Linked DNA regions of Homo sapiens: all the other regions are linked to region 2. A link is an interaction called in ENCODE POLR2A ChIA-PET data of the cell type or tissue named here. Cell type or tissue: OCI-LY7. All regions are shown on one strand. Links, peaks and the distances in the headings refer to the core of each region. The heading gives the core; the rest is flanking DNA.

Region 1 (6,614 bases), core at 824-5,823, 51 kb before region 2:
TATCTCTGTCAGAAAAATGAAAACACTACCATATGTTCAGTGTATCCCACAAGTGCAAAGGACCCCATTGCACTTTGAAAAGCATGCAGTGCTCAGCAAATGGACAGGATTTAACTATGGCATCCAAGACAACCCCCAGGCGTTCCATTTAGGAACCTGAGGCCCAGGGAAGAGTCACAGAACTGGTGTGGCAGAAATGGAAGAGGAGGTCAGAGAGCTAAACTAACTTCCTTCCTCTCTCTCTTTTCCTTCCTTCCTTCCTTCTTTTCCTTCCTTCCTTCCCTCCCTCCTTCCTTCCCTCCCTCCCTCTCTCTCTCTCTCTCTCTCTCTCTTTCTTTGTAAGCCATTGTCAGAAACAATGTACTAAATCCAGTCAAAATCAAACAGGCCATCTTGAAAAACCTAAAAGCTTCCTGGGCTAGCTCCTTGTCTTTGCAACTGTTTAAGCAGTGTTTGGAAGACTTGGAAAAGTTTCTCTACCCCACGTTGACCTATCTGATGAAGGAGGGAACTGAAGACTTTAAGGAGCCATCCAAATCCTGTGATCCTATGAGAACTTCTTTCAATCTTACTCGGTCAAGCAAGTTTGGGGCTCACCACTGAAATCTACACGGGATCTGGGGGTCAGCTGAATCCTCTATTGTCCTATTCAGGTTTGTTTTGGATCATTCTTTATCCACACAGGATTTGGGGAAGTGAGGGCATTTGACTGAACACAAGATGATTTAGAAAGAGGATATCCACAGAATTAAGGATGAAAGCCTCTCTCTTTATTTCAGTTCCAATGTATGTACTAAACCTCAGGAACACAGAAACATCATTCATGAAAACAACACAACCCTATCCTCAATCCTAGGGCAAAATTTCATCAAAATGGTTTGAAAATTATCTGAGAAGGGCACAGTCCAAACTGTTATCATCTTACAGGGCAGGTACACTGAAGTGCACATAGGGCAGGAGGTATATCTTTACACAACTCAGAATTACAACACATTTTGTCAGAATCAGTCACTGGTTCGAAAGGGATTAGTAGTAATTGCATGAGAAACACAGATCCATCAGAAACTTCAGTTAGTCAACTTTTCCATTTCACAGATGAATAAATTATTGGTGAGAATCCCAGTAGAAAAGAGATGAGAAGCTCCAATGGAGTAATTGAGAGATTCATAAAAGGACTACTTACCAAGTTGGGGTAGAGTTTAAAGAAATCAACACGGAATAGGCTAAAGCCCCAGGGTTGATGACTGCAGGGTGTCATTACCACCCCAGGTCTACTGTGGCCTGATGAGCGGAGACCCTGAGCTGAGGAGGGACACCTGTCGGGAGCTGTTGCCTTTAGGAGAGGAACACAGCTATTGCCAACCTCCGGGCAAGAAGGAGCCTGAGGGAGTCAATATCCCAACCTGGTTCTGCCCCTTCCCTTGGATCTCATAGAACTGAAGGGAAAAGGGACAGAGCAGGACCAAGACTGGGACGGCCTCCTGGCAGGATCTGAGACCTTCAGTCAAGAGAAAGATACAGCTTGAGTTTACTCTGCAAGGCGAAACATGGCGGAATAGGTGCCCTGACCTTAGTCTTCTTCTCAGCTTTAATGCCACTGCTTCTCCTGGCCAGTCCCAGAGAAAATCCAGAGAGTGAGAAATGCCAATTAACGCAGTTCAAAATTTTAATTTCTCAGCTGGGCGCAGTAGCTCACGCCTGTAATCCCAGTACTTTGGGAGGCCGAGGCGGGTGGATCACCTGAAGTCAGGAGTTCGACATCAGCCTGACCAACATGGTGAAACCCCATCTCTACTAAATATACAAAAATTAGCTGGGCGTGGTGGCACGCACCTGTAATCCTAGCTACTCTGGAGGCTGAGGCAGGAGAATCGCTTGAACCCAGGAGGCGGGGGTTAGCGTGAGCCGAGATTGTGCCACTGCACTCCAGCCTGGGCAACAGAACAAGACTCATTCTCAAAAAAAAAAAAAAAAAAAAAAAAAAAATTCAATTTCTCAGGGACAGAGCCAGATGGAAAAGGGTGAGAGTGGGATTTGGAGGTGCCACTGGAGAACATCCAGCACAGAAGGCTTAGGTTAGAACAGATGCTTGATGTTGACCATAAGAAAGGAGAATTGTTTTGTTCAGTCAACAAATACTGATTGAGCACCTACTCTATGCCAGGCACAGTTTTAGACACGGGAGACGACGCCTGTGAGCAACAAAGACAAGGTCCATGCCCTCAGAGATATTACATTCTACTGCACGGACATAGACAGTAAAGACGGACAACAACCTACATATAAGATAATTTCGGATTGTGACAAACACTGTGACACTAACAAGCTGAGCTGTGTGCCAGAGACACTGAGGGAATTTCCTTCATAGAGTGATGATTCAGGGAATGCCTTGGAGCTGAGACCCAAAGGATGGCCAGCCTTGGGAAGGGTTCAGAGAAGTCCACCAGTCAGAGGATGCAGCAAGTGTCAGGACCACAATGAGGGCAGGGACTTGACTGTAGACAAGGAGTGAGGGGAAGAAAAATCAAAGATACAGTTACAGAGGTTGGCAGGAACCAGATCATACACGGACATGGGGGCCCAGGTATGAAGTTTGGACGTGATTCTAAGAAAAAAGCCAATCAGGCTGGGCACGGTGGCTCACACCTGTAATCCCAGCACTTTGGGAGGCCAAGGTGGGCAGATCACGAGGTCAGGAGATCGAGACCATCCTGGCTAACACAGTGAAACCTCGTCTCTACTAAAAATACAAAAAAATTAGCCGAGTATGGTGGCAGGCGCCTGTAATCCCAGCTACTCGGGAGGCTGAGGTAGGAGAATGGTGTGAACCCAGGAGGTGGAGCTTGCAGTGAGCCAAGATCACGCCACTGCACTCCAGCCTGGGCAACAGAGCAAGACTCTGTCTCAAAAAAAAAAAAAAGAAAGGAAAAGAAAAAAGCCAATCAAAGGAGAAAACTTTTTTGAGGAGATGGATATTCTAATTACCCAATCTGATCATTGCGCATTGTATGCATGTACCAAAATATCACATGTACCCCATAAATATGTACAATTATTATATATCAAATTTTTAAAAAGAAAACTTTAAACTGACTTGGGTACTTAAAGAGAAAAAAATCCTGTTTGTCAAACCTCCCTGCTAATTGAAAGTTGAACTTTCAAACTCAAATAGGCCTCTAAGAAATCACCAAGAGAAATCCACAACTACTGAGATCCCAGCAAACAAGCCTAGCGAGGGGGAAAGGCTGCAGAAAAAAGAAACTACCACCTCTCTGTAACTTAGAATTAGAGCTCAGAAAAAGAGGCAAATTAGGAGAAGAAAAAATAAATGCATCACTGTATTCAGATTATACAATCACACGCTTAGAAAATTCAACAGAATCAGCTCAAGTTAGTAAATTCATAAATACATCAAAATCCACTGCCTCTAGGTGTAGTTAACTCTAAATAGCTAGAAATTATTATGAAAGAAATTTTATCACAATTTATCACCAAACGCTTTTATATTTTCAAGTTAGCCTAATACATCCTACAACCATTTATGGAAAATTACATTCTGAGTCCGGTTGAAGAAAACAGACATACTATAGATCAGAGTTAAAAAAAAAAAAAACTATGACTTGGCCGGGCGCGGTGGCTCACACCTGTAATCCCAGCACTTTGGGAGGCCGAGGTGGGCGGATCATGAGATCAGGAGATCGAGACCATCCTGGCTAACACGGTGAAACCCTGTCTCTACTAAAAATACAAAAAATTAGCCAGGCGTGGTGGCAGGCACCTGTAGTCCCAGCTACTCGGGAGGCTGAGGCAGGAGAATGGCATGAACCTGGGAGGCGGAGCTTGCAGTGAGCCGAGATCATGCCACTGCACTCCAGCCTGGGCAACAGAGCAAGACTCCGTCAAAAACAAAACAAAACACTATGACTTGAAGGACAAATCTGGTGCATCCCTCATTTTGTAAATAAAGTTTTGTTGGAACATAGCCAGGCCTGTTCATTTACTACTATCTATTGTTACTTCTGCAGTACAACAGCAGAGTTGAGTAGTTGTGACAGACATCATGGCCCTCAAAGCCAAAACTATTTACTATCCGGCCTTTTAAGAAAAGCTTGCTGACCCCTGATATAACTGATCATGTTCTCCAAGCTACTCAGTTCACAGGTGTCTTCTCAGTCCTTATTCTGCCCAAGAATATGTCCCACCTCTGCAGACTTTGATACCAACAGCCAACATCCCTCAAACTCCATCCCCCTTTGCCTTCCATTGTATGGTGCACACCTAGTTCTCCTCTAGCCGGTCTCTGACCCTTCTGACTTTTCCCTGTTCTTTTCTTTGTCCTTTAAATGTAAATCTTTTTCTAGATTTTCTAATTGGTCTTCTTCCCTGGATTATAACCATTATCTCACCTTGATACAAATGACTTGTAAATCTATCTCGATATCTGATCCTTCTCTAGAATTAAGTACTCAACAGCATAGATATCTACCCAGGGAAATCCACACACACTTCAGTCTCAGAACATCCAAAGTGGAATCTGCGTTCCTCTGGAAGCATGCTCCCCTTGGTAAGATACAGCCTGCTCCCAGGCTAGACATCCTGGCTCCTGCCTCTCACTCAAGATCATTTCCAGCTAGATAGTAAGTTCTGCCTCTTACTTCATGAGCCCTCTCAGGTAAGGTCCTTTCTCTTCATCACTGCTACCACAGCCTGGGCAGGCCTGGCACTTCTGACCTGGTTGTGGCAATAGTCCCTAATAATGGAGACATTATAGAGTACAAAACAGGGACTCATAGAGAAGTGAGAAGTCTCCCTTGTTCAAAAACCTCCTAGGGCTCTCCATGGCTTAAAGAATGAAACCTAAAGTCCTTATTGTGACTATCAACGTTCTCTAAGAGCTAATGCCTAGCTACCTTTCTGGCCTCGTTCCTCACCCATCTTCACCCACAAGGACCCACATGCCGTCCAAACAGGATTATTTGTGATGCCCAAACACACTTTTCCCCGTGCAGCCTTTGCTTCTTGCCTTTGCCTTAACTCAGAATACCCTTCTCTTTCTCTCTAGGACAGCTAATAGACAAGAATAGAAGAAAATTTTTAACATAATAAAAGAATAATCACACCGAATTTTATTATGAAGCTACAATTATTATGAGGCACAACAGCAGAGGTGCCAAGAGTGGGGTCTTTGAAGCAAGCACTCTGCTTTCAAACCTCAGTCTGCTATTAGCCAGTTGTGTGACCACTTGAGCCTCCGCATTTAGCTCTCCAGCAAAATGAGACCAATAATCTTATCAACCTCACAGGACTTCTGGGAGGATGAAAAGAGCAAGGCATGTTAGGAACTCAGCAGATGCATAATAAGCATCACTTGTATTGATGATAGTGTTTTAAAATTATGCTACTGTTTGACATGAAAATTCCAGCAAATCTAGGATACTTAACATGTATGAGTAAACTATCAAAAATAATTGAAAATGACTGAGCCCACCATTGGCTGGTTTGTGAGACTGCTGGAGGCAGAGTATGTTATTACACTCTCTCTGATAGAAAATCTTGCTATGGACAAAAAAAAAAAAGTCATAAAATGTCTCTTACTCGTGTCTTCTAGCCTCACTTCTGAGGATATTTCCCTGTTGAATGTCAATAGTGGTTACCTAAGTTATCTGCACAAAAACCTTGTCAGCAATGTTATTTGTAAAAGAAAACCATTTGAAATAATCTGATCCATCCAGTAGTTGGGAAGAGACTCAACAAATTCCAGATGCAGGAGGAAGTGTATGGGCCTGGCACGCTGCCTGCAACTCGGGCTTCAACAAAGGGCCTTTCCCTTCCCTTTCCCCTTTGTATTGTTGATGAATCCATGAATAAATAAAAGAATATATGAATGTCTTAAAATATTTGTTAGACAAAATGCCAAGAGGATATATACCCCATAACAGCAGAACATTCGAAGTCTAACATGCAATTTTGATTACATCTCAGGATCAAAGTCCTTCTGTGGAAATCCTTATTTTGAAGTTGAAACTGCAATCTATAGAAAAATATTATTTGTATTAATGTTTACTTAAATCACCCCAAATCTTTAAGGAGTGCATAAAATTAAAGCTGTAGTTCTAATTAACAGAGCTATCAGGCCCTGTCTCAAACTTCAGTACAATTTCAGCCAGGCACGCAATATTAACTTGACATGAAGAAGAAGGATCAGCTAATACCTAGGATATCCCAAACATTTGCTACATAAGCAGCAAAAATGGAGAAGAAAGAAACTTAGCTCCATTATGGATGAACAAAAACCAATCACATTTAGTTTCTTGAAAACAAAGTCCAAGAAAAACCAAAAATACAAAAGCAGAAGTTGAGGTGGGGCCGGCCAGCGGGGCAGCTGCCTATTTGGGGAGGTAGAAACTGTGATCTCACCATTTCTTTCTGCTCTAGAGAATCCAGTTTGGGCCTACTTTTCTTTGAGAGCCTGTGCTGGGTTTCAGACCATTTTTCCTGGCAGTCAAATGAAGGAAATAAAAAAGGAGACGTATGACCTCACCTGCTCCAGTACCTCCAGGCTGACAGAGGAGCAAAGCTTCCTGTGCTTTGCTTTCTTTAGCTGATTCATTTCA
Region 2 (6,614 bases), core at 627-5,626:
ACTCATGCTTATGAATCCCATCACTTTGAGAGGCCAAGGCAGGAAGAATGCTGGAGGCCAGAGGTTCAAGATCCGTCTGGCCAACATACTCTACAAAAATGTTCTTAAAATAGCTCAGTGTGATAGTGCACGCCTATAGTCCCAGCTACTCAGGAGGCTGAGACAGGAGGATCCCAAGCCCACAAGTTCAAGGCTGCAGTGAACTACAATAGCCACTCCAGCCTGGGCAACAGAGGAGGACTCTGTCTCTAAAAAAAATATAAATAAATAAAAGTGTATCTTTACTGCTGTCATAATGTTTGTGAGTAAAACAAGAAAAACAAGTTTAGCACCAAGTTTGTTGCCCCCAGAGCACGCACATGGCCCTCCTACTCCACTTACCCTCCATTAGAATATAGTAGTCTTGGCTGGACACGGTGGCTCATGACTGTAATCCCAGTGCTTTAGGAGGCCAAGACGGGAGGATCATGAGGTCAGGAGATCGAGACCATCCTGGCTAACACGGTGAAACCCCATCTCTACTAAAAATACAAAATTAGCCAGGCGCAGTGGTGCACTCCTGTAGTCCCAGCTACTCGGGAGGCTGAGGCAGGAGAATGGCCTGAACCAGGGAGGCGGAGCTTGCAGTGAGCCGAGATCGTGCCACTGCACTCCAGTCTGGGCTACGGAGTGAGACTCCGTCTCAAAAAAAAAAAAAAAAGAGATTATAGTAGTCTTCCTTCAAGGCGACAAATCCGGGCCTACTTCTTCCCCGGATGTCTTGCCTTAGCATAGGGGACAGAAACACATTTATTCAGCACCCATAATGGCCTGGCCCTGACATAGCTGAGCTGTTCCTATGCATTATCACCTTGAATGACACACACCTTCTACGAGGCGAGTGGTGTTAATGGTCCCACGGCCCTAGACAGAGGCTTACCGCCTAGTGAAAGGATTCCCTTAACTTTCGCATATGCATTTAAAAAGGAGGATTCCCTTTACTTCCCCAGGGCCAGCTGCCTCCACAAGAGCAAGTTTAACAATGGTTTGGAAATAAGATACCCCTGCATTGCCCCCGGGCCCCCTTCCTGGTCGGCTGGCAGTTGGCCACAGTGGGAAGAGGAGGGAGAGGCCAGGATCCAGTTCTGTTGCTTTCCAGCTTCGTGCCCCCCAGGCAAGTTACCTAACCTCTCTGGGCTTCATTTCCTCAACCATTAGATAGTTCTGTAATAAACTTTTCACGTGATTATTGAACTATATGAAATAATATACGTAAAATGCTTAGAACTGGGCTCCACAATGCAACAGCCACTAGCCAGATGTGGCTAGGCCAGATGAGACGTGCTGTAAGTGTAAAAATACACACTGAAGATTTCTTATGGAAAAAGGAATGTAGAAAGTATGATTCGTAATTTTATATTGATTACATGAGAAAGTAAGAGTATTTTGAATATATTGAGTTAAATAAAATACAGTTGATCCTTAAACAGCACAGTTCCATTTATATGCAGATTTTTTCAATAAAAGTTACACTAAGTGTGCCTGTCTCTCCTGCCTCCCCCTCGCCCTCCTTCTACCTCTGCCATTCCTGAAACAAACCCAATCCCTCCTCTTCCTCCTCCTCAGCCTGCTCAATGTGAAGATGATGAGGATGAAGACCTTTATGAGGATCCACTTCCACTTACTAAATAATAAATACATTTTCTCTTTCTTATGATTTTCCTAACATTCTTTTCCCTAGCTTACTTTATTACAAGAATACAGTATATAAAACACATAACATATAAAATATGTGTTCATCAGTTTTTTATGTTATCAGTAAGGCTTCTGGTTAACAGGATATTCGTATTAAGTTTAGGGACCGTCAAAAGTTATACGTGGATTTTCTTTCTTTTTCTTATTTTTCAGAGTCTACTTTCAGAAAATATACATGGACTTTCAACTGCACAGGGAGCTAGTGCCCTTAACCCCTGTGTAGTTCTATGTTGTTTAAATTAATTTCATCTGTTTCTTTTTACTTCCCGTATTTTTTAAACAATTAAATTTTATAAAAATAACAATAGAGACAGGGTGTTGCCCAGGCTGGTCTCTAACTCCTGGGCTCAAGTGATCCTCCTGCCTCAGCTTCCCAAAGTGCTGGAATTATAGGCACGAGCCACCATGCCCGGCCTCTTTTTGCTTTTTTAATGTGTCTATTACAAATCTGAAAACTACGTATGCAGCCCACACTTGTGGCTTGCTTTCTATTTCCATTAGATAGCACTGGCTGAGAACACAGTTCTGCACAATGTTAGTTCTTTATTTCTCCGTCCCCACTCACCAGTCAGCATTGTCTCAATATGGTCAGCACTGTCTAAAATCTTTTTTTTTTTTTCTTTTTGAGACAGAGTCTCACTCTGTCCTAGGCTGGAGCGCAATGATTCCGTTGCGGCTCACTGCAGCCTCGATCTCGCAGGCTCAAGTGATCCTCTCGCCTCAGCCTCCTGAGTAGCCGTGACTACTGGTGTGTGCTACCACACCTGGCTATTTTTTTTTATTTTTTGTAAAGACAGGGTCTTACTATGTTGCCCAGGCTGGGCTCAAACTCCTGGACTCAAGCAATCCTCCCACCTCAGCCTCTCAAAATGTTGGGAGGCATGAGCCACCGTGGCCAGCATAAAACCCTTAATCTTTAGGCTGGGTGAGTTCCTTCTCCTTTCCAGGCCTCAGTTTACCATCCTGAGACAGATGATGAAGAGCAGAATAGGAACTAGGCTTAGAAGACTGGGCTCCAGCCCTGATTCCACCATTACTAACTAGATGACCTTTAGCATGTCATTTCATCCCTCTGAGTGACAGTTTTGTCACTTACAAAACAGGGGGTGACACCCTGGTCATTGCATGAGATAACACGTATGACAGTGCTTGATAAATGCAAAGGACTATAGAGGTCAGGAGGAAGTAGCGTAACGTGCCCAGTGAGGAGGTTGGGCAGTCCTGCCTGCCTCCTCTGATAGTCCATGCCTCCCATATTATATTATTACTTAACTATTTTCCATGTCTCATGTCTCTAAAAACAAATCTCCCCAAGAATACATTTCTTCCTTCCCACCTGCCCGCCTCCAACACAGCCAAAGCACAGTGTACAGACAGAACCCCTCAAACCACCACACAGACCAAGTGTGCTGTGTGAGGTGGTCATGAACAAGCTCAAAGTGGAGATGGCCTTGGAAACAAACTGGCAATACAAGGTGGAAAGTGCAGGATACCAGTGTAGCAGGGACCCAAGCAGAGAGGGGCAAGAAGCGGGGGACACGTATGTAGTGGCCAACAGGAAGGACTCTAGAGTGCAGACATTTGCAAAACAGGAGAGCAGAAAGGTGTGCATGAGCCTGGAATTCTATAGCACGTCATGCAAAGAAAACATCAGGGTATGATGTACAGTGGGCCACCTATGAGATGAGCCCTGTCACCAGAGATACCTGGTTGGTAGGTCCTTCCACAGATGGAACGTCGTTGCCTTCTTGCCTTTGCTACTTCAGGTTCTCCAGCTCACCCATGATCCACTCAAGCAGGTGTGCCGTAAGTTCTTGGAGCTTAAGTACCACCTGCAGCAAATGCGTAACCCTCCGCTATTTGCACAGAGGCTTGTGAGAGAAGAAGCTCCTGTCTCACAGTATGCTGTTCCTATTTTTAGCCAGGAAACAACTCCTAACCACCTACACTCTATCTACCCCCTTCCAAGGCCACAAAGCATGAAAAGCACAAAGCTATGCCATCATGTAGGTAACAGAGCAGGCTTTTCTACATCATAACATGTTTCTTCCTAATTCCAAAATAAGATCCGGATTATTTCTAGTTAAGCTAAGCTGCAAACTCTTACTGTATCAAAAACACAATTGTCTATCTGAGTGGCCCAGGAAAAGCAAATACACAGAGTTTCTTGGGTGAAGATCTGAAGTCAAGGCTTCTACAGCTGACTAGTCCTTCAAATATTACTGCTATTCAATATACTGGTCCTTCAAATAGACTCTGTATTCAAATATTTAAAGAGAATAAAAGAATCTCAAATATCATATTTTTATTTAAAAAGACAAATGATCAGGAAGCAGGTGTTTGTGAGAGGAATGGTACATGCGATGGGAGTAAACACGCACCGATAATATGGCCACTGCACCTGTGGGCCTGTGTCTACCTATACAGAGACAGGGCAGCCACACACCTCACCCAAAGATTATATTTCAAATCAGTGTCCCCGCCCGTGGGAAGTTATTGATTAAAAGCATTTATTAAACAATCTTTTTTTTTTCTCAAGACAGAGTCTCAATCTGTCACCCAAGCTGGAGCACAGTGGCACAATCTCGGCTCACTGCAGCCTCTGCCTCCCGGGCTCAAGCTATTCTCCTGCCTCAGCCTCCCCAGTAGCTGGGATTACAGGCATAAGCCACCATACCCGGCTAATTTTTGTATGTTTAGTAGAGATGGGGTCTCGCCATGTTGGCCAGGTTGGTCTCGAACTCCTGACCTCAGGTGATCCACCCACCTCAGCCTCCCAAAGTGCTAGGATTACAGGAGTGAGCCGCCACCATGCACAGCCTGCATTTTAACAATTTCTTTATTTTTTTTTTATTTTATTATTATTTTTTTTTTGAGATGGTGTCTCACTCTGTCACCCAGGCTGGAGTGCAGTGGCGCAATCTTGGCTCACTGCAAGCTCCACCTCCCGGGTCCAAGCAATTCTCCTGCCTCAGCCTCCCAAGTAGCTGGGACCACAGGTACATGCCACCACACCCAGCTAATTTTTGATTTTTAGTAGAGTCGGGGCTTCACCATGTTGGCCAGGATGGTCTCAATCTCCTGACCTCATGATCCGCCTTCCTAGGCCTCCCAAAGTGCTGGGATTACAGGCGTGAGCCACCATGCCTGGCCCATTTTAACAATCTTAAAGGTCTTATCAATCTATTGCACTTGGATTTTATCTGGATCCTAATTTGAATACACAAACTATTTTAAAACTATACACACCCATATCTATATACATACACTCAAACACTAATATATACACATACACACATATATATATAATAATTGAGGAAAATTGAATATTGACTCCATATCTGGTATTAAGGAATACTTACTTACTTACTTATTTGAATGTGATAATAGTATCTTGTAGTTTTTATTTTTAAAGGGTCTCTTTTTTTTTTGTTTTTGAGAGGGAGTCTCACTCTGCTGCTCAGGCTGGAGTGTGCAGTGGCGTGATCTTGGCTCACTACAACCTCCGCCTCCTGGGTTCAAGCGATTCCCCTGCCTCAGCTTCCTAAGTAGCTGAGATTACAGGCGCCCACCATGCCTGGCTAAATTTTGTGTTTTTAGTAGAAACGGAGTTTCATCATGTTGGCCAGGCTGGTCTCAAACTCCTTGGCCGCCTTGGCCACCCAAAGTGCTGAGATTACAGGTGTGAGTCACTGCGCCCCGGCCTATTTTTAAAGGGTCTCTATCTTTTAAATATACATACTGAAATATCTACAGCAAAAATGAAAAAATAAACAGCTGAATTTGAAGTCAGTTAAAATAACATCTTATTTTGTATGACTATTCATGTGCAGTAAATGAAAGTTAAACAAACAAAAAGTCCCCCCACTTTGAATCACCTATGAAATACAGAATATATGGTCTGTTTATACAGCCCTGAACACTCATATAAAATTCACTCAGTGAATCTAACACAGCTGTGTTAGACTCCAGCCCTGAAAGGGATCAGGATGTGCACCAGAAGAAGTAATTGTCTTCAGTTTACTACCATGTTACACTAAAAAGACAAACATTTAAATACTGGGATCACACCTGGACCAACAAGCTGCTCACCCTACAGAGACTGAGAGAACTCGAATTCATGTCTCCCCACCTGCACTTGTGGGCTTTCAGCTGATCAAGAGGCTGTCAGAACTGTGGGCATTATTTCAATTACTCTCTCTTTCTCTCTCAATCTCTCCACTTTAAAAAAGTTGCTGAGTAGAGCTGAATCGACATATTTTTCTCCTCCAAGGTGAAGCTGTACTAGGCTTCTACTAGTTGATATTTAAGGATTGAAGACAATCTCATCCCAACACATAGAAATATGTGGAAGGCAAGGAGCCTGCCGAGTGCTTCAGGCCACAGAGACCCTCTCTGATGACGAAGTAGAGCCATGTCTACCTACATGCAGCAGCAGAGAGCCCACCATTCAATTGTTATTATGATGATGATTATTATCATTATCATCATTGTTATAAGTATCGCTTACATAACGTAATGTGCTAGGTTTTCTCTTTTATTGTAAATCTTCTGAGTAATGCTGTGGGTTGATTATTTTACAGGTGAAGAGGCTGAAGCTCAGAGGAATCAAATGATTTTCGAAAGACCACACAGCTAGAAAGTGACAAAACCAAAATTCAAATCTAGTTTCCCAGGCCCACCCTTTTCTTTTCTAGCATGCTGCTACTCCTGGTTGGAAAGAAGGGCTTTAAGGCACAGTTATTTACCTAGGCCTCTTAGTTTTCTAAAACATATAAATAAATAAATAAATAAATAAATAAATAAATAAATAAATAAATAAAACTCTGTCAAGTTATCTAACTGAGAAGCAGAGAAAAACTGCACCCCGTGATGCCAAG
Region 3 (6,614 bases), core at 898-5,897, 85 kb before region 2:
TTGCTTCAGCTCAGGAGTTCAGGACCAGCCTGGGCAACATAATGAGACCCTTGTCTCTACAAAAAATACAAAAAGTATCCGGGCATAGTGGTGTGCACCTGTCATCCAGCCTGGGCAACATAATGAGACCCTTGTCTCTACAAAAAATACAAAAAGTATCCGGGCAGAGTGGTGTGCACCTGTCATCCCAGCTACTCAGGAGGCTGAGGTGGGAGGATTTCTTGAGCCCAGGAGGTGGAGGTTGCAGCGAACTGAGATTGCACCACTGCACTCCATCCTGAGCAACAGAGCCGGATCCTGTCTGAAAAAAAAAAAAAAAAAAAGTCTGTGATTTAAGTGATGGATTTGTAATGTTGTACTTGGCCAGTCTAAACTGTCCAAGAATTCTACTTCCTGTATGTTTCCTATCAGAGTTAGCAACAAGGGACTTTAGACGGTGGGAAAAAGGCAGCAGCTACTTTGAAGCAGCATCTGGGCCTACAGTTGCTCTACTACCTACCCTTGGATTCACCAGTTTTTCTGACTTTGGGACCATGTATGTGTTTAGTTCTGTGACAAAGCGCCCTGGCTTCTGCAGGATACCCTCATCACCAACATCAGAGGCAACAAGAATGGACAAGAGTTTCAGCCTGTCCTTGTGAGGCTCCAGCTCATGCTTCCCCATGCCAGCCCACTTGTGATCGTCTTGACTTTTTGCCCAGTAGACTTCCAGCTCTAGCATCAGACATGGAAACAGCCTTAAAGAGACTCCTTGACCAGCTGCCACAGTTGCATAAAGCCAATTTCCTGTAGCAGATTGATACATATATTTTACCCCCACCCTACTCTCTTTTGTTGAACCCTGACTGACATAGATACAGGGTCCATACTGTATGGTTGCATTTATATACAATTCTGAAAAATGCAAACTAATCTGTAGTGCAGAAAACAGAAAGTTCCTGGGAATAGGGAGGAGCAGGGAGGGATGGAAGGAAGGGGTTACAGGGGAATGAAGAAACAACCTTAATGGGTGATATGTTTACATTTTGATTGTGGTGATGGTTTCACAGTTGTATACATAAGCCAAAATTTATCAAATTGTGCAGTTTATTTTGTGCCAATCATACACACTGTTAAAATTTTTTTTTAGTGCAGAAAAGAATTGGCACACCCCCGACACTAATTTCCTAGTTTAAGCTGCCTGGAAATGAAATTCTAGGAATGTTTCGGGCTTTGTTGTGCCACCTCCACTATGCAGAGGAAGTTGTAAAAGATAAATAAATGACAGGAAGCTCTTTTAATTCACTCTTAAGAGAGACATAGCAAATTTTGGTCTAGAAAGAAATGTAACAAAGTGTGTTTTTATTTTCCTTTTATCTATACTACTATGTTTTCCCACAATAAACATGAAGTAATTTTGTAATTAAAATAAAAGGAAAATATGGCACATCCTCCGGATGTATTTTTCTTTCTCACTGAAAGTCCCTTTTATACGTTTAAAGAAATATGCTGGGTGTGGTGCCTCAAGCCTGTAATCCCAGCACTTTAGGAAGCTGAAGCGGGTGGATCATCTGAGCTCAGGAATTCAAGACCAGCCTGGGAAACATAGCAAAAATGTATTTTCTCTATCAAAAATACAAAAAAGTAGCCGGGCATGGTGGTGCATATCTGTAATATCAGCTACTTGAGAGGCTGAGGTGGGAGGATGGCTTGAGCCCAGGAGGTGGAGGTTGCAGTGAACCGAGTTTGCACCACTGCATTGCAGCCTGGGTGACAGAGTGAAACCCTGTCTCAAAAAAAAAACAAAAAAACAAAAAAATACAAAAAAAAAAGGAAATAAATAAGAGAAAATAGAATTTCACAGGATAAGCTTCCTAGAGTAAATGACTATTGTCTGTGACACAAGAATCTACAAAGGGTCTGTGAAGCTATGATATTATAACAGAAATGTGGAATACTCTCTGACCACTAAGACCCCATCAGTAAGGATTTGGTTATTTAATTATTTTATTAAACTTACCATTATTTTATTCCTCTGGAAGGCTGAGGTGATGTGTTCTGAGAAAGCAAGAGCATTTGCTTTAGAAACAAAGTGGGTTTATTGATGCATATTACCTTGGGCTTCTCACCGGCCCGCTTAGCACAGGACATGAAACACCTAGGGATGAAATGTTCTCTGTTGATTTTTTCTTTTCAATGTGAAATGTACAGTTTTTGAAGTCACAACGTTGGCACAATTAAGAAGTTTATCTGACAATAACAGAACCCAAGGAAATTGGTTAGTATTGTGTTTCTAGAATACTGTATCTTCCTGTTAGTTTAACAAACTTTCAACCAATCAATCATCAACATCTTTTTTTTTTTTTTTTTTTAGACAGAGTCTTGCTATATCACCCAGGCTGCAGTGAGTGGTGCCATCATAGCTCACTGCAGCCTCGACATCTCAGGCTCAAGTAATCCTCCCACCTCAGCCTCCTAAGTATCGGGACCACAGGAGGGCATCACCACACCCAACCCTTTTTTTATTTTTTGTAGAGACAGGGTTTCCCAATGTTGCCCAGGCTAGTCTTGAACTCCCGGCCTCAAGCCATCCTCCCTCCTTGGCATTACAGGCATGAGTCACCGCACCCGGCCCATCTTCATCTTCCAAAGACACTAAAGACAAATCAGACCAAAGCCCTGTCCCAAGGAGGCTCAACACATTACTTTACTGTAATGCAACGTATGCGGAGACAACCACAGAATGGAAAAGGGAAGCACAGGGGCACCTACCAAAGCTTTATTAGCGGGGAGGGGCTGCAGAATCAGGGAAAGCTTCTCAGAACACATGGTGCTCAATCTTAGTTGACTTTGCTTGGTGGTCCTTTCAAGCAGACAGACTTCTTCCAAGGCCTGGGCCTTTGGGACCAATCTACATAACTACATAGAATAATTTATGTTTTGCCTAACAAGAATCCAATTTCAAACTTTTGCTTTGCTAGCAGATGTTTGGCCTTCTCTGCTTCAGAGAAAGGGGAACTTCAGTCAAAGGCAAAAATAGAAGATCATCCTAGGCTTTTGAGTTTCCAAGGGCCCAGCCCTGGTATGATGGACATTTTAAGGAATTAAATTCAGAGTGATTTTAACTTCTATGCATGATTTTTGCCTTCTATGCTAATTTTTTAACCTTGCAACTGAATCAGAATGATTCCACTGTACAGTGTTTTAAAAGAAAAAAATGTTACCTCTAGAATTTTACACCCAGGCAATTCAACATTCATGTATTAAAAAGAGACATTCTCAGATATGCAAGGATTCATGTATCCTTGAAAAAATTATTTGAAGATGTACTACAACAGAGCGATAAATGAAGCAAATAAAGGGCATTAAGAATGGAGCTGTCAGTCAGGCGTGGTGGCTCATGCCTATAATCCCAGCACTTTGGGAGGCCAAGGCAGGTTGATCGTGAGGTCAGGAGTTCGAGACCAGCCTGGCCTACATGATGAAACCCCATCTCTACTAAAAATACAAAAAATTAGCCGGGTATGGTGGCGTGCACCTGTAGTCCCAGCTACTCAGGAGGCTGAGGCAGGAGAATCGCTTGACCCCGGGAGGCGGGAGCTGCAGTGAGCTGATATCACGCCACTGCACTCCAGCCTGGGTGACAGAGTGAGACTCTGTCTCAAAAAGAAAGAAAGAAAAAGAACGGAGCTTGGTAATCCCAGCTACTTGGGAGGCTGAGATAGAAGAATCACTTAAATCTGGGAGGTGGAGGTTGCAGTGAGCAAAGATAACACCACTGCACTCCAGCTTGGGCCACAGAGCAAGACCCTGTCTCAAAAAGAATGGAGCTGTCATGTATAAAAGGGTAAATGCTGAGTAATTAACCAATTTAAAATAGAAATGTGCCTTAAAAATACATTGTAATTTTGATTATAAAGCCGAATGATATTACCAAAAATTATTTTCCAAAGAACAATGATATTCTGAATCCAAAATTCTAATGTTAATAAAAACTAAGGATGGGTGATTAAAAAATAAAAGTGTGTCAAACTTCTTATCTTATAAAAATACAAGATACTGTTTCATTCCTGACTCTGATAAGAGAGGAAATATAGGTTAAAGTATATTGTAAAACATAAGGCAACAGAAAACTTGGTAGTTTGAAAGGCAGAATGAAATATAGGGTATAGGCTGGGTGCGGTGTCTCATGCATGCAATCCCAGCACTTTGGAAGGCCAAGGCAGGCGGATCACAATGTCAGGAGATCAAGACCATCCTGGCCAACATGGTGAAACTCCGTCTCTACTAAAAATACAAAACTTAGCTGGGCATGGTGGTGCGTGCCTGTAATCCCAGCTACTCAGGAGGCGAGGCAGGAGAATCGCTTGAACCAGGGAGTCGGAGGTTGCAGTGAACACAGATCGCGACAAGGACGCACTCCAGCCTGGTGACAGAGCGAGACTGTCTCAAAAAAAAAAAAAAAAAAGAAAAAAAAGAAAAAAGAAAAGAATGAAATATAGGATATATACTATACTAAGTTCTGATGATAATGAAGCCCTAGCTGCCATCTTGGCTGCAATCTTTGAGACCCCAAGCCAGAAGTAGCTAGCTAAATGACTCGTAAATTTCTGACTCATAGTAACTGTGTGAGAAAATAATGTTTATTGCTTGTTATGAGCTCAATTGTGTCCCGTCAGAATTCATATGCTGAAGTCCTAATCCGCAATCCTCAGCATGTGACTGTATTTGGAGGGATGGCCTTTAAAGAGGTGATTAATTTAAAATGAGGTCGTTAGGGTGGGTCCTAACGCAATTTGACTGGTCTCCTTCTAAGAGGAGGTTTGGACACAGAGACAACCAGGGATCATGTGTACAGAGGAGAAGCCGTATGAGGACACAGGAAGCGGGTGGCCATCTGCAAACCAACAAGAGAGGCCTCGGGAGAAACCAATCCTGATGACGATTTGACTTTGGACTTCCAGCCTCCAGATCTGCGAGAAAACAAATTTCTGTTGCTTAAGCCACACGGTCGGTGGCATTTTGTAATGGCAGCTTTAGCAAACTAATATACTTTTGTTTTAAGCTACTAAATTTTGAAGTCATTTGTTAGCCATATATAACGAATACAGATCTTCATATTGGAGGTCCTTATGACTAATTTGTATGGAGAAACAACACCAAAAAATAGCAAAATAATTAACCAGAGAAAGTAACAGAGTTCCCAGCAATCCTATAATGCTGCCTTCGGTTTCACCCCTGGTCTGTCTGTTTCTAATTCTGTAAGACTGTTCCAGAAGTTCCCCCAATATGATTCGGAGTCTCCCAGCCACAATTCCTGAGGGGAAAATAGTACCCAGCCCACCCCATGAACCCACTTTTCACCTCAGGATACAATCAGAGATGAGAACATGTGCTTATATATTTGGTATTTTGGAGAAAACAAATGTAAATAAACTGCATGCTCAACTCTAGGAACAAGTTGTGTGTAAACTGTAACCCATCCTTATGATAGAATATCATTCAACCATTACAAAGCCTGTTTTCAAAAAGTCCTTAATGATCCACAGGCATTTTTATAATGTATTTTTTAAATAAAAAGATGGGTTTTTATTTGTATAAAAATATTGTTTTTAAAGTAGGATTGGAAACTGCTGGTAGAGGTTACCTTTGGATCATGGATGTGGAAGATGATTCTTTTTCTCTTTTTAAAATTTTCTGTTCTTTTGACACTGAATATGTATTACTTTCATAATCAGAAGTTGCATTTTACTTAAAGAAAAAAGAATCTTGCCCATCCTCAAGACTCCCCAAATCTCCCCGTTAAAATGACTATCTCCTCTATAACACCATTATTTTACTTTACCTTGTATTATCACGTCTTCATATTTGGCATTTGCATACTATTTTTCTTCTAAGTAGTTATGGATGTGTGCCTAACAATAGCAGTGTTATCCAGGTTTAGCTTTCCAGAAAATAACACCACTAATCTCACATTAGTATGATAATACCTATCCACAGGCAGGGCAGGCCCATTCCTGTGGCCCTCCATTTCCTTGGGAGGCAGGTGCTGTGGGTTTTCATCCTGTTCCCAGTGCCAGGCACATGATGGCTGTTTAATGTGTATTCACTGGGTCAAAGAGAATTCCTCTTCCCATTATAAACTTGTTTTCTGATTAATCCTGAGAACACCTGGATGGGGACATCAATGCTTTGGGTGGTGGGATTTCAGGGGTACTGAGAAGGCCTTTTCCTCTCTCCTGAGCTGATGCCATTATCCCATCCCATAGCATGAGATTCCTGAGCGAGTGTTCCTGGCCTAAGTGAGAGTGGAAAGCGGTGTTAGAGCCACTTTCTGTCACATTACAACACATCCCAGAGGGCTGCGCCGGGGGTCATGAAGGAAGTGGAAACCAAGGACATCCAGAGGACAAGGACCTGGGACTAGAAAGGAGGTGGCAGTCTCTGAGTCCTGTGTGTCCTTTCTCCCCATCTTGCTCATGGCTCTAGAGGCCAGGCACTGGTATGGGTTCAGCACACTGCCAGGCCATGAAGCACTTTCTAAGAACAGTATCTAAGACACTGAAAGTCGGGCTTTGTCAGTGAGAACCCTACTAGTCGGGTGGGAGTGGAGGTTGCAGGTGCTTGGTATCTCT

What was found. Peaks named below come from ENCODE experiments on the same cell type or tissue, not always from the same donor. Only the 100,000 strongest peaks of a DNase experiment are listed, where the experiment ranks them.
Region 1: POLR2A ChIA-PET joins it to region 2 with 5 read pairs; 11 of 35 experiments call an interaction of 5 or more read pairs at or near these places.
Region 3: POLR2A ChIA-PET joins it to region 2 with 5 read pairs; 6 of 35 experiments call an interaction of 5 or more read pairs at or near these places.

The regions. Positions count from the first base shown.
Region 1 is chr3:187,044,253-187,050,866 of GRCh38, reverse strand. All of the region lies in intron 4 of ST6GAL1 (ST6 beta-galactoside alpha-2,6-sialyltransferase 1), which reads right to left. Among named protein-coding and RNA genes, the nearest start is that of RPL39L, 92 kb to the left of the region's middle. RefSeq lists enhancers at 6,224-6,333, 6,444-6,614. In OCI-LY7, for the core only: no CTCF peak of the experiment used is centred there; no DNase peak of the experiment used is centred there; H3K4me3 peaks cover 262 bases; H3K27ac peaks cover 1,797 bases.
Region 2 is chr3:186,993,500-187,000,113 of GRCh38, reverse strand. All of the region lies in intron 2 of ST6GAL1 (ST6 beta-galactoside alpha-2,6-sialyltransferase 1), which reads right to left. It overlaps LOC124906314 (a long non-coding RNA gene), which reads left to right and starts at 5,162. Exons shown (of 3, transcript XR_007096208.1): 1 at 5,162-6,614. RefSeq lists enhancers at 1-853, 854-1,744, 2,328-2,437, 3,198-3,677 and silencers at 2,788-2,867, 3,499-3,793. In OCI-LY7, for the core only: no CTCF peak of the experiment used is centred there; DNase peaks (open chromatin) are centred at 783, 2,443, 2,849 and 3,593; H3K4me3 peaks cover 4,292 bases; H3K27ac peaks cover 5,000 bases.
Region 3 is chr3:187,079,239-187,085,852 of GRCh38, reverse strand. No RefSeq gene overlaps it. Among named protein-coding and RNA genes, the nearest start is that of RPL39L, 57 kb to the left of the region's middle. RefSeq lists an enhancer at 6,415-6,524. In OCI-LY7, for the core only: no CTCF peak of the experiment used is centred there; no DNase peak of the experiment used is centred there.